Linked DNA regions of Homo sapiens: region 1 is linked to region 2. A link is an interaction called in ENCODE POLR2A ChIA-PET data of the cell type or tissue named here. Cell type or tissue: B cell. All regions are shown on one strand. Links, peaks and the distances in the headings refer to the core of each region. The heading gives the core; the rest is flanking DNA.

The links. ChIA-PET counts read pairs that join two places held together with the same protein. Peaks named below come from ENCODE experiments on the same cell type or tissue, not always from the same donor. Only the 100,000 strongest peaks of a DNase experiment are listed, where the experiment ranks them.
Region 1: POLR2A ChIA-PET joins it to region 2 with 5 read pairs; 2 of 35 experiments call an interaction of 5 or more read pairs at or near these places.

The regions. Positions count from the first base shown.
Region 1 is chr12:49,162,182-49,168,178 of GRCh38, reverse strand. No RefSeq gene overlaps it. Among named protein-coding and RNA genes, the nearest start is that of TUBA1A, 24 kb to the left of the region's middle. In B cell, for the core only: no CTCF peak of the experiment used is centred there; no DNase peak of the experiment used is centred there.
Region 2 is chr12:49,650,103-49,656,099 of GRCh38, reverse strand. It overlaps FMNL3 (formin like 3), which reads left to right. Exons shown (of 26, transcript NM_175736.5): 10 at 1,116-1,190; 11 at 1,798-1,908; 12 at 2,226-2,375; 13 at 2,773-2,874; 14 at 3,888-4,167; 15 at 4,650-4,718; 16 at 4,808-4,932; 17 at 5,222-5,424. Among named protein-coding and RNA genes, the nearest start is that of PRPF40B, 30 kb to the right of the region's middle. In B cell, for the core only: no CTCF peak of the experiment used is centred there; no DNase peak of the experiment used is centred there; H3K27ac peaks cover 925 bases.

The DNA of each region.
Region 1 (5,997 bases), core at 779-4,778, 490 kb after region 2:
AACACAGTGAAACCCCCATCTCTAATTAAAAAAACACATACAAAATTAGCCAGGCGTGGTGGCGCGTGCCTGTAATCCCAGCTACTCGGGAGGCTAAGGCAGGAGAATTGCTTGAATCCAGGAGCCAGAGGTTGCAGTGAGCCGAGATCACAACACTGCACTCCAGCCTGGATGACAGAGTGAGAACCTATCTTAAAATAAAAAAGAAAGAAAGAAAAAAAGGTCGGGGAAGATTAGCATGAACAGAGGGCAGGAGAACATCAGATGCCTGCCCTGAGGCTCAACACACCCAACATTCTAACAAAAGACTGTAAAGAGGGATATGGAAGTTATGAGCCAAGAACCATAGATGAAAACCAATATATAACACTACAGATATATGATTTGCAAATATTTTCTTCATTTTGTGGGTTGTCTTTTTACTTTCTTGATAGTGTGTCTTTTGAAGCAAAGAAGTTTTTAATTGTGATGAGGTCAAATGTATCTATTTTTTCTTTTGTTACTTATGCTTTTGGTGTCATACCTAAGAAGCCTTTGCCTAACTTAGCGTCATTAAGATTTACTTCTAGGCTGGGCGTGGTGGCTCACGCCTGTAATCCCAGCACTTTGGGAGGCCAAGGCGGGCAGATCACCTGAGGTCAGGAGCTCGAGACCAGTCTGGACAATATGGTGAAACCTCATCTCTATTAAAAATACAAAAATAGGCTGGGTGCAGTGGCTCACACCTGTATTCCCAGCACTTTGGGAGGCCGAGGTGGGCAGATCACAAGGTCAGGAGTTCAAGACAAGCCTGGTCAACATAGTGAAACCCTGTCTCTACTAAAAATACAAAAATTAGCTGGGCATGGTGGTGCGCACCTGTAGTCCCAGCTACTCGGGAGGCTGAGGCAGAAGAATCACTTGAACCCGGGAGGTATAGGTTGCAGTGAGCCGAGACTGTGCCACTGCACTCCAGCTTGGGCAACAGAGTGAGACTTCATCTCAAAAAAAAAAAAATAAAACTAAAAATATATACAAAAATAAGCCAGGCGTGGTGGCATGCGCCTGTAATCCCAGTTACTCAGGAGGCTGAGGCAGGAGAATCGCTTGAACCCGGGAGGCAGAGGTTGCAGTGAGCTGGAGATCACGCCATTGTACTCCAACCTGGGCATCAAGAGTGAAACTCCGGTCTCAAAAAAAAAAAAAAAGGATCACTTTTAAAAAGAGACAGCAAGAATAGAACAAGGAAAGCAGTAAGAAGTAGATTATTTTAGTGTCTGAGAGAAAGATGGCAGACATTCAGGTTATGTTTTGTTAAGTAGAGCTGACAAGATTTGCTGATGCGTTAGATGATAAATATTAGAGCAGGAGAGTGAGAGAGAGAAGTCAAGGATAACTCAGAGGTCTTTGGGCTAAGCAACTGGGTGAATAAAGGTAACATTTACTCAGATGGAGAATCCTGGGAGAAGAAAGGAGTGGTCTGTATGTGAGTGTGTGGACTGGAGTGGAGTAGAATTCAAGAGTTCTGTTTTGGACATGATAAATTTAGGATGCCTATTAGGCATCCAATCAGAGATGTAGAGTAGGCATGTGGATATGTGTTTCAGAAAATAGGCCTGGGTAGAAGATACAAATTTGGGAGCTACCAGTATATAGATATTTAAAGTCATGAGACTAGATGATTGTACATCTTTTCTTTTTTTTTTTTTTGAGATTGAGTTTTGCTCTGTCGCCCAGGCTGGAGTGCAGTGGCGCCATCTCGGCTCACTGCAAGCTCTGCCTTCCGGGTTCATGCCATTCTCCTGCCTCAGCCTCCCGAGTAGTTGGGACTACAGGCGTCCGCCAACACGCCTGGCTATTTTTTTTGTATTTTTAATAGAGACGGGGTTTCGCTGTGTTAGCCAGGATGGTCTCGATCTCCTGACCTCGTGATCCACCCACCTCGGCCTCCCATAGTGCTGGGATTACAGGTGTGAGCCACTGCGCCCAGCTGAGTGTACATATTTTCTTATGAAATTGGATTATGTGACCATATCTCTTTTTTTTTTTTTTTTTTTAGATGGAGTCTCACTCTGTGGCCCAAGCTGGAGTACAGTGGCTCAACCTCGGCTCACTGCAGCCTCTGCCTCCCGGGTTAAAGCAATTCTCCTGCCTCAGCCTCCTGAGTAGCTGGCACCTGTAGGTGCCTGCCACCATGCCTGGCTAATTTTTGTACTTTTAGTAGAAACAGGTTTTCACCATGTTGGCCAAGCTGGTCTCAAACTCCTGACCACAAGTGATTCACTTGCCTTGGCCTCCCAAAGTGCTGGGATTACAGGCATGAGCCACCATGTCCGGGCTATGTGACCATTTCTCTGTATCAGTGTTCTTTACATTTTTGCTTATCACCTAAAAAAAAGAAATTAAACTATGTAACTCCAGTCATTTTTAAGTTGATATCTAAAATTCTTCAAGTTAAGTTTAAATACGGTAAAAGCTGAGGCAGGAGGATCACTTGAGGCCAGGAGTTGAAGACCAGCTGAGACTACATCTCTACAAAATGTAAGAAAACAAGTAGCTTTGCCTGTCTTCCCAGCTACTCAGGAGGCTGAGGTGGGAGGACCTCTTGAGCCCAGGATATATATGTGTGTATATATATATATACACACACATATATGTATATGTGTGGAGATATATACATACGTAGTGTAAAATAATGTAATTTTAAGCATATTGTGGCCAGGCATGGTGGCTCCCACCTGTAATCCCAGCACTTTGTGAGGTCAAGGTGGTAGGATTACTTGAGCCCAGGAGTTTGAGACCAGCCTGGGCAACACAGCAAGACCCCGTATCTACAAAAAAATTTAAAATTAGCTGGGCATGGTGGCATGCATCTGTAGTCCCAGTTACTCAGGAGACTGAGGTAGGAGGATTGCTTAAGCCCAGAAGGTCAAGACTGAAGTGAGCCATGATTGAATTACTGCACTTAAGCCTGGGCAACAGAGCAAGACCCTATCTCCCCCGTCCCCCAAAAGAAGCATGTTGTAAATATTGATGTTTTACAGTAAAACTTACACCATTCTGTTACATCTAATGTAATCTAAACACACAGTAACTTGATGCTTACCATCATCTGTTTTTAAAAAATGACAGAATTCTGGGTTTTGAATAATATGGTGGGCCAGATATCTTGATATGCCTTCCAATAAAAATTAAAATTGCTAGATAAAATAATTTTCTTAAAAGCATTAAAAAGGTGACAAGATAGTAAGGAACCTTTAAACCAGAAGGGAGTGGAACACTAATGCCATTTTCTCTACAACCTTATAGGTGCTGGAGTATTTTATTTGTTTGTTTGTTTATTTATTTTGAGACAGGGTCTCACTCTTTCACCCAGGCTGGAGTGCAGTGGCACGATCACAGCTTACTACAGACTTGACCTCCTGTGTTAAAGTGACCCTTCTGCCTCAACCTCCCAAGTAGCTGAGCACCATCATGACTGGCTAATTTAAAAATTTTTTTTTGTAAAGACAGGTTCTCGTTTTGATGCCCAGGCTGGTCTCGAACTCTTGGGTTTAAGCGATCCTCCTGCCTCGGCCTCCTAAGGTGCTGGGATGACAGATGTGAGCCACCACGCCCAGCCTAGGTGCTAGGTAAAGTCCAGGGCCCACCCCAAGTTATAAATATAATAAGAGGCCTGCCTCATCAAAAAGTTGAGGCTCCAACTAAACCTCACAGACTGGGCAAGGTGGCTCACATCTATAATCCCAGCACTTAGGGAGGCAGAGGGAGGATGATCAGTTGAGTGCAGGAGTTAGAGACCAGCCTGGGCAACATAGGGAGACTCTAACTCTACAAAAACTAATTCGCTTGGTGTGGTGGCACACACTTGTAGTCCCAGGTACTGAGGAGGCTCAGGTGAGAGGATCACTTGAACCCAGGAATTTGAGGCTGTAGTGAGCTTTGTTTGCCCCATTGCAATCCAGCCTGGGCCACAGATTGAGACAGTGTCTCTAAAAAACAAACAAATAAAAAAGTAGAATACGGAAAGGCTGGCTGGGCGTGGTGGCTCACGCCTGTAATCCCAGCACTTTGGGAGGCTGTGGCAGGGGGATCATAAGGTCAGGAGATCGAGACCATCTTGGCTAACAAGGTGAAACTCCATCTGTACTGAAAATACAAAAACAAAATTAGCAAGGCGTGGTGGCGGGCACCTGTAGTCCCAGCTACTTGGGAGGCTGAGGCAGGAGAATGGCGTGAACCCGGGAGGCGGAGCTTGCAGTGAACTGAGATCACGCCACTGCGCTCCAGCCTGGGCAACAGAGCGAAACTCCAACTCAAAAAAAAAAAAAAAAAAAGGAATATGGAAAGGCTAGACATTAAAGAATTAAGTTTATATTGAATATTGACAATGAATAGGAAAAAATATACATAAAAAAGAACTAATACTCATTTAAGAGGTAAGAAAAAGAACAGTAAAATAAATAAAAAGTTAGGCTGGGCCTTGTGGCATGGTGGTGGCCACCTGTAATCCCAGCTACTCAGGAGGCTGAGGCAGGAGAATTACTTGAACCCGGGAGGCAGAGGTTGCAGTGAGCCGCGATCACATCATTGCACTCCAGCCTGGGCGAAAAAGCGAGACTGCGTTTCAAGAAAAAAAAAAAAAAATTAGCTGGGCACGGTGGCACACCTGTAATCTCAGCTACTGGGGAGGCTGAGGCAGGAGAACTGCTTGAACGCAGGAGGTGAAGGTTGCAGTGAGCCAAGATCGCAACACTGCACTCCAGCCTGGGCAACAAGAGCTAAACGCCGTCTCAAAAAAAAAAGTCTGACTTACCATTTTTTTTCTTTTGTTGCTTGTGCTTTTGGTGTCATATCTAAGAAAGCATTACCTAATCAAAAGTAATAAAGATTTATCTCTGTTTTCTTCTTCTGAGTTTTATAGTTTTAGCTCTTATATTTAGGTCTTTGATCCATTTTAATTTTTGTGTATGGTGTGAGGTAGGAGTCTGTATTAATTTCTCAGAGCTGCTTTTAAACCACAAACTGAGTGGCTTAAAACAAAAGAAATGTATTGCCTCATAGTTCTGTAGGCTAGAAGTTTGAAATCAAGGCGTTGGCAAGTTTGGTTCCTACCAGAGGCTCTGAGGGAGAATCTGTCCCATGCCTCTCTTCTAGCTTCTGCTGGTGCTGACAATCCTTGGCATTCCTTACTTACCTTGTAGACACCACTACAATTTCTGCCTGTGTTGCTACCGGGCATTCTCACTATGTTTCTGTGTCTTCACATGGCCTTCTTATAAGGACAGTCATTAGATTTAGGGCCCACTCTAATCCAGTAATTCCCCATCTTAACTAACTACATTTGCAAAGATTCTATTTCTAAAGAGGGCCACATTCTGAGGTTGTAAGTGGACACTGAATGTTGGATAGGGTGACACTATTCACACAGCAGAGTCCAACTACATTCCTTTGCATGTGAATATCCAGTTGTCCCAGCACCATTTGTAGAAAAGACTATCCTTTGGAGCACCTTGTTACAGCCTAGCAAGGGTGGAAGTCTAGGCTCCCCACTCAGTCTTGGTGATACAGGTAGGGGTAGGGTCACAGTTCTTTCTGTAGCACTTGGCTGGAGTACAGGAGTTGTTATATAAAGTTTGCTGTCTTGCTAGATTTTCCCTTTCCTGGTTCTTTGGCTAGTGAGAGAAGGTTTTCGTTTTTTGTCTCACCCTTCGGCATTTTTGGATTGTCAGCTTCTTCAGTTCCAAGGCTTCGAGATGTAAGGTAGGAAGAAAACCCAGGAAACTCATCACTATGTTGTTCCTTGGACCCCCAAGATCCCTAGCTTGTCTGCTGCCTTCTCTCCATCTTTCAGTCTTTTTTTTTTTTTCTTTTTGAGACAGAGTCTCACTCTTTTGCCCAGGCTGGAGTGTAGTGGTGCGATCTTGGCTCACTGCAACCTCCACCTCCTGGGTTCAAGCAATTCTGCCTCAGCCTCCTGAGTAGCTGGAATTACAGGCACACGCCACCATGTATGGC
Region 2 (5,997 bases), core at 808-4,807:
TCCCTGTGCTCTAGTTCAGACCCACTGGAGGCCTGAGTATATGTACTTAAGTGACTCCCCAGATGGGAGTCTGATGCGGTGAACCCATTGGTAGAACCCAAAGCACATGTGTTTTGAAATGGGAGGAGAAGGTAAGCAAGGATGTCTCCTGATTTGTTGGCTGTTATTGGTGAGGGGAGAAGGAACTCCTGTGTGGAATTTCCCCCAGCCCCTGGGCCTGCCTCTGAAACCCCTATCTACTTGAACATAGGATTCTTCGACATCCAGCCACAGCTGGTGGTCCCACCCCTTCCTCTTCTTTGGACCTCTTCCCTAGCATCCATTGTTCAAGCCAGGAAATGGCTCTTCCTCCTTGAAGCCCAGAGGCTCAGAGGAGCCTCTAGACCCCTCTCAGAGAGGGCTTTCCTGTACACTGGCCCTTCCCCTGCATCCCCACTAGGACTGCAGCCTCCTGTCTCAGGCATGGCCTTCCTCCCTTCCTCCTTCTTTCCCTCCTTCCTTTAGTAACTTGGCAGCATCAGACCCCTATGTTTCTTCTTGGCCTATCCCCAGAGGCACCTAAAGCCCAGCTTAAGGGCACAGGCTTTACTGAATTCCCTCAGCAATTTGGTGGGGGACCACAGACCCAGAGCCAGATTGCAGGTCCCAGTTTTCTTTATTTTCTTTTTTGAGATGGAGTCTCACTCTGTGGCCAGGCTGGAGTGCAGTGGCACAATCTCAGCTCACTGCAACTTCCACCTCCCAGGTTCAAGCGATTCTTCTGCCTCTGCCTCCCAAGTAGCTGGGACTACAGGCATGTGCCACCATGCCCGGCTAATTTTTGTATTTTGAGTAGAGATGGGGTTTCACCATGTTGCCCAGGCTGTTCTTGAACTCCTAACCTCAGGTGATGTGCCCATCTCGGCCTCCCAAAGTGCTGGGATTATAGGTGTGAGCCACCGCGCCTGGCCCCAGGTTTTCTTTTATAGTGTCCAGAATGGCCTATTTCATATATAGAGCTGTGGTTAAGCTTGGTCTGAACCAGTCCTTTGCCATGATGTTCCTAGGAGCCAGAGCGCAGGGGCTTGGGTTCTGCATGGAGCAGATCCTTTCACTGAGAAAGTTTGCTCATTCAGGTATGCAAGGAGCTGCACCGCTTTGAGAAGCTGATGGAGTATTTCCGGAATGAGGACAGCAATATTGACTTCATGGTGAGGAACTGGGCCTGGGTCCAGCACATACCCACCAGGGCTGTGTGTGTGTTCCTTGACAACAGGGGTGAGGCCAACAGCGTATCTTGATATTCCACGTAGAGCCCAGAATGATTCTATTCAGCAAATGCTTCTTGTCCACCTGCCTACCCCAGAGAGCTCTTAGAAACTTCAGGATATCATTTGTGTATATCAGATCTACCTCCTTTTCCTCTTTTCTGTGGCCTTTTTGTCCTTGAATTGGATCCTTTTTGAGCTGCCCTCCCTTTCCTAAGCTCTTCCTCTAGCTTCTCTTCCCCTCACTGCAGGGTCTTTGGCTAGGTAAGGTTGTCTCGAGGAATACCTGTTGATGTACAAAGGAAATCAGATAGCTATATCTTCACTTACATCTGTTTTTCATGTAATTTACTTGTCTTTATACACTGAATATTAAATGACATTTTTAAAATTAAAATACTCTTATTGCCCCCATAAAGACTTAACTCTTTAATTGACTCCCTGTAATTATCCACATGATGATGATATTCTAACAGCCGCCTATCCTCCTGGTCTCTTGCCTTTCCTCTGCCCTTCCTGTTGCTGCTTCTCTGGGCCTCCTCTTCTTCAGGTGGCCTGCATGCAGTTCATCAACATCGTGGTGCACTCGGTGGAGGACATGAACTTCCGGGTCCACCTGCAGTATGAGTTTACCAAGCTGGGGCTAGAGGAGTTCCTGCAGGTGAGCTGGCTGGGGTCCTTGTAAGGTGAGGTGCTTTGGGATCAGTTTAGCCGTATCACAAATGATTTTTCTTTTATAAGTGCCTAATCCTTGATGCTCCTGGGACCCTGCCTGTCTTCTGTAGCCTGGGACTCAGGACCTCTGCAGCTAACTCCCCAGTCAGGCAGCTCCATGGGGGCGAGAATCTGACATGGCCTGCAGCAGGAACTCTTTGGGAAGTGGTGGCGAAGGGGGATGAGGACTAAGACTTTCTCAGAAAGTTCCCCTGATGATCTGCCTGCTCCTACAACTACTCCTACTCTCTGCTCTTCCCCCAGAAGTCAAGGCACACAGAGAGCGAGAAGCTGCAGGTGCAGATTCAGGCATATCTGGACAACGTGTTTGATGTCGGGGGTTTGTTGGAGGATGCTGAGACCAAGAATGTAGCCCTGGAGAAGGTGGAGGAGTTGGAGGAGCATGTGTCCCATGTAGGTGGTCTTCCTTTGCCTGCCAGAGCCACTGTTGATGGAAGCTCAAGTAACCAGGAATCCTGAGCTGACCCATTTGCCTCCAGATTGAGTCCCAGGGAGGCTTTAGAACCCACCAGGGCTCTCAAGAGCATACTCAGGCCTGAGCCACTGGATCATCCACCAGTTGGAATACACATCGACCTCCAGGGCTGGGCATGAGGTGGCATTGGTCTTGAGACAGTCAGAATGTGGCCTTTGTCTTGTATCTGTTATTGGAATATAAGGGAACCACCTGACTAAGCTGCCTTTGTGGCCTTGTGTTGAGGGGTCCGACTCAGGTCTTGACTAGGGTTCAGGCTGTGCTGAGTGCCCAGGCTTTAGGGCCAGCACAGAACCTGCCCTTCCTGTTGTGCAGCTCACAGAGAAGCTTCTGGACCTAGAGAATGAAAACATGATGCGGGTGGCAGAACTAGAGAAGCAGCTGCTACAGCGGGAGAAGGAACTAGAGAGCATCAAGGTACAAGTACTCTGGGGAAGGCAGTCCCTGACTGATCCTGGGCTCCAGCGCCTTGGGGTTCTGCTTTTTTTCCCTGAGTCATATCAAGTTCTCTAGGATTTAGATCTTGATTCACCCTTGAGGTACTCAGGTGTGGGTGGGCTGATGATTTCACCCCATTTTTTTAGTTGGAGAGGAAAGGTGGGGCCAGTGTGAGCCAGACACACACATAAGAGGGTGGGAACAGCTGGGGCACCCACAAGCATTCTGGAGTTCCAACCCAGGCCTCCTCCTACCAGCCCATCCCATTGATTTTTCTCCCCTCTACCCCCGTGTTCCTCCCCCAGCCATGTTTAATGAGCAGGGGCAGAGTGACCAAGTGCTCTGTGTATTAGGATGTCCACCAGGTATCCTAAATTGGCAGGGCAGGTACTCTTCATATTTCATTCTCTTCTGTATTTTCTCCTGACTTTTTGTTCATTATAAAGTCATGCCCCCATCCTACTTTCTCTTTCAGAAGAATATATGCTGGCTCTGTTGAGCTCAATATGTATCTGCCCAGCTTCTGCTGAGCATTGTATTGGGAGCTATGGAGGATACAGAGATGGTTAAGACAGGGTCTTGTTTATAGGGGGCTTCCAATTGAGCCATTATACAAGGCCAAGTGAAATTAAAGCAAAATGAGGCCCAAAGGGTTATGGAGAGAGCCGCTATGTCAGACCGGTGGTAGATTAAGGAGAGTTTCACAGGGGCAACCTTTTTTCCTGGGCTTTGAGGGGCCCATGCAGTGAGAATTGGCTGGAGCAGAGAGGACACTTCAGGGTGCCAGCGGAGGGAGGCAGCTTCTGCTTGCCTCTTTTGTTTTGCTGCCTTCCAGCTTCCTCATTCCCCCACCTGGGTTTCTGCCACTCTGAGCCTCTGAGTACCCTGACAGAGACCCTCGTTAAGAGAACCCTGGGTAGGAATTCTCACTCTTGGGGCAATGACTATGCCTTCAGCCCACTTTTCCCTTAATGGTGCTGTCTGCCTGCCAGGAGACATATGAGAACACAAGCCACCAGGTGCACACCCTGCGGAGGCTCATTAAAGAGAAGGAGGAGGCCTTTCAGCGTCGATGTCATTTGGAGCCAAATGTCCGGGGCCTGGAGTCTGTGGACAGTGAGGCCCTGGCCAGAGTAGGCCCTGCAGAGCTGAGTGAGGGCATGCCACCCTCCGACCTGGACCTTCTGGCTCCAGCCCCACCCCCTGAGGAGGTCCTGCCTCTTCCTCCACCACCAGCTCCGCCCTTGCCCCCTCCACCTCCCCCATTACCAGGTAACCACGACGACCCCTGGGAGCCAACAGGGGCAGCCTCTTTGTGGGGACCAAAACTGTAGTCAGCAGTGTCTTCCTCAGGGAGAAGCTGGGAAAATGGCATTATCTGAGGACTTGGAGGGATATAAAATCAGGGTGAGGGAGGCCTGGAATCTGAGGGAAGCTCAAGTTATCAGCACAGGGATGCCCAAAGGCAGATGTGGACCTGTTTTAAGGATCATAAAGATGTTGCTCCCAATTCCTTTGAAGACAGCCAAGGAGAGGCTTAGACTGTAGCCATAGAAACTGGGTCAGAGACCAGCAACAACTGCCCTGTCAGAGTTAGATTTCTGGGAGCAGCTTGAGCAGAGTTCATGTAGGCTCCTTCTCTGAGAGTTTTTTTTTTTTTTAACTCTCAGAGAAGGTGGGACAGGCAGAGGGGAGGGAAGCCTATGAAGAGTCTCTTGACGCCTGGGTCACTGTGTCATTTCTTCTTCCCCCAGACAAGTGTCCCCCAGCCCCACCTCTCCCTGGTGCTGCACCCTCTGTGGTGTTGACAGTGGGCCTGTCAGGTGAGTATCCCCAGGGCTCTGGGCAGGGCTGGTGGGACCAGGGGTGTGTGTCCTTGGCCCCTGTGTCACTGATCCTCCTTCCAAATTAGCCATTCGAATTAAGAAACCTATCAAGACCAAGTTCCGGCTGCCTGTCTTCAACTGGACAGCACTGAAACCCAACCAGATCAGTGGCACTGTCTTCAGCGAACTTGATGATGAGAAGATCTTGGAGGTAACAGGGCCTGGGGTCCAGAGGGCTAAGGTTGAGGGCTAGGGACCTGGTTGCCTTTTGAGGAGATTCTGGTCTTAGAAAAGCCATCAGACAGGGTGAGGCCAGGCTTAGCTCCACCAACCCTTCATTCTTGAGTGTACGTATATTTCTAGTTGTGTCAACACTTTGTGTTTGTATTCAGGAAATATTCCAGAGTGACAGAGCTCTGGGCCAATGCTGGGTGGGCTGTCATGAGGTCCTCCACTAGTATGAGGCTACAGCGTTTTCCTTGCTCACCTATTCCTGCCAGGACCTGGATCTTGATAAGTTTGAAGAATTATTCAAGACAAAAGCGCAGGGCCCTGCCCTTGACCTCATCTGCTCCAAAAACAAGACAGCGCAAAAAGCTGCCAGCAAGGTGACTCTGTTGGAAGCCAATCGTGCCAAGAACCTGGCCATCACCCTACGCAAGGCTGGCCGCTCGGCTGAGGAGATCTGCAGGGCCATTCATACGTGAGGCTCCCACTGACCTGGCTCTGGTCCCTAGTCTGTTGGCAACCCAGTTCTCCACCCAGGAGCCTGGGTTTCCCTAGATTCCAGGTCATCTGACAGAACTCCCTCACATCCCCCTAGTCATCCACTGGCTTGGCTAGAATTTACTGCATCTGTGCTGGCAGTTCAGCCCAGACCTTCACCCAAGGAGCTCTCAGTCTATTGGGAACAGTGCAGTAACACTGAGTGATACCACCAGGATGGTAGAAGTATACAGGCAGCTTTGGGAGAATAGGGAGGTTCATGTAGCTGAGCTTGGTGATGAATGAGGGAAGCCTTCCCAGAGGAGGTAATGTCTCAACTGGGACCTGAAGAAAAGATATGAGTTAGTCCAGTTCAGGGCCTGGAGGGAGAAGCATAGTGCCTTGGGTACTAAAAATTGAATCTGGCTTTAGTGTAGGGAGAGGAGCAGGAGAAGGTAGAGAGTTGGGCAGAAGTCTTGCAGGCTGGACCTCGTAAGCCATGCTCAGGTGTTTGGACTTCACCCTAGGTACAGTGGGAGTACATCAAAGGGCTTATTAAACAGGAGCATGG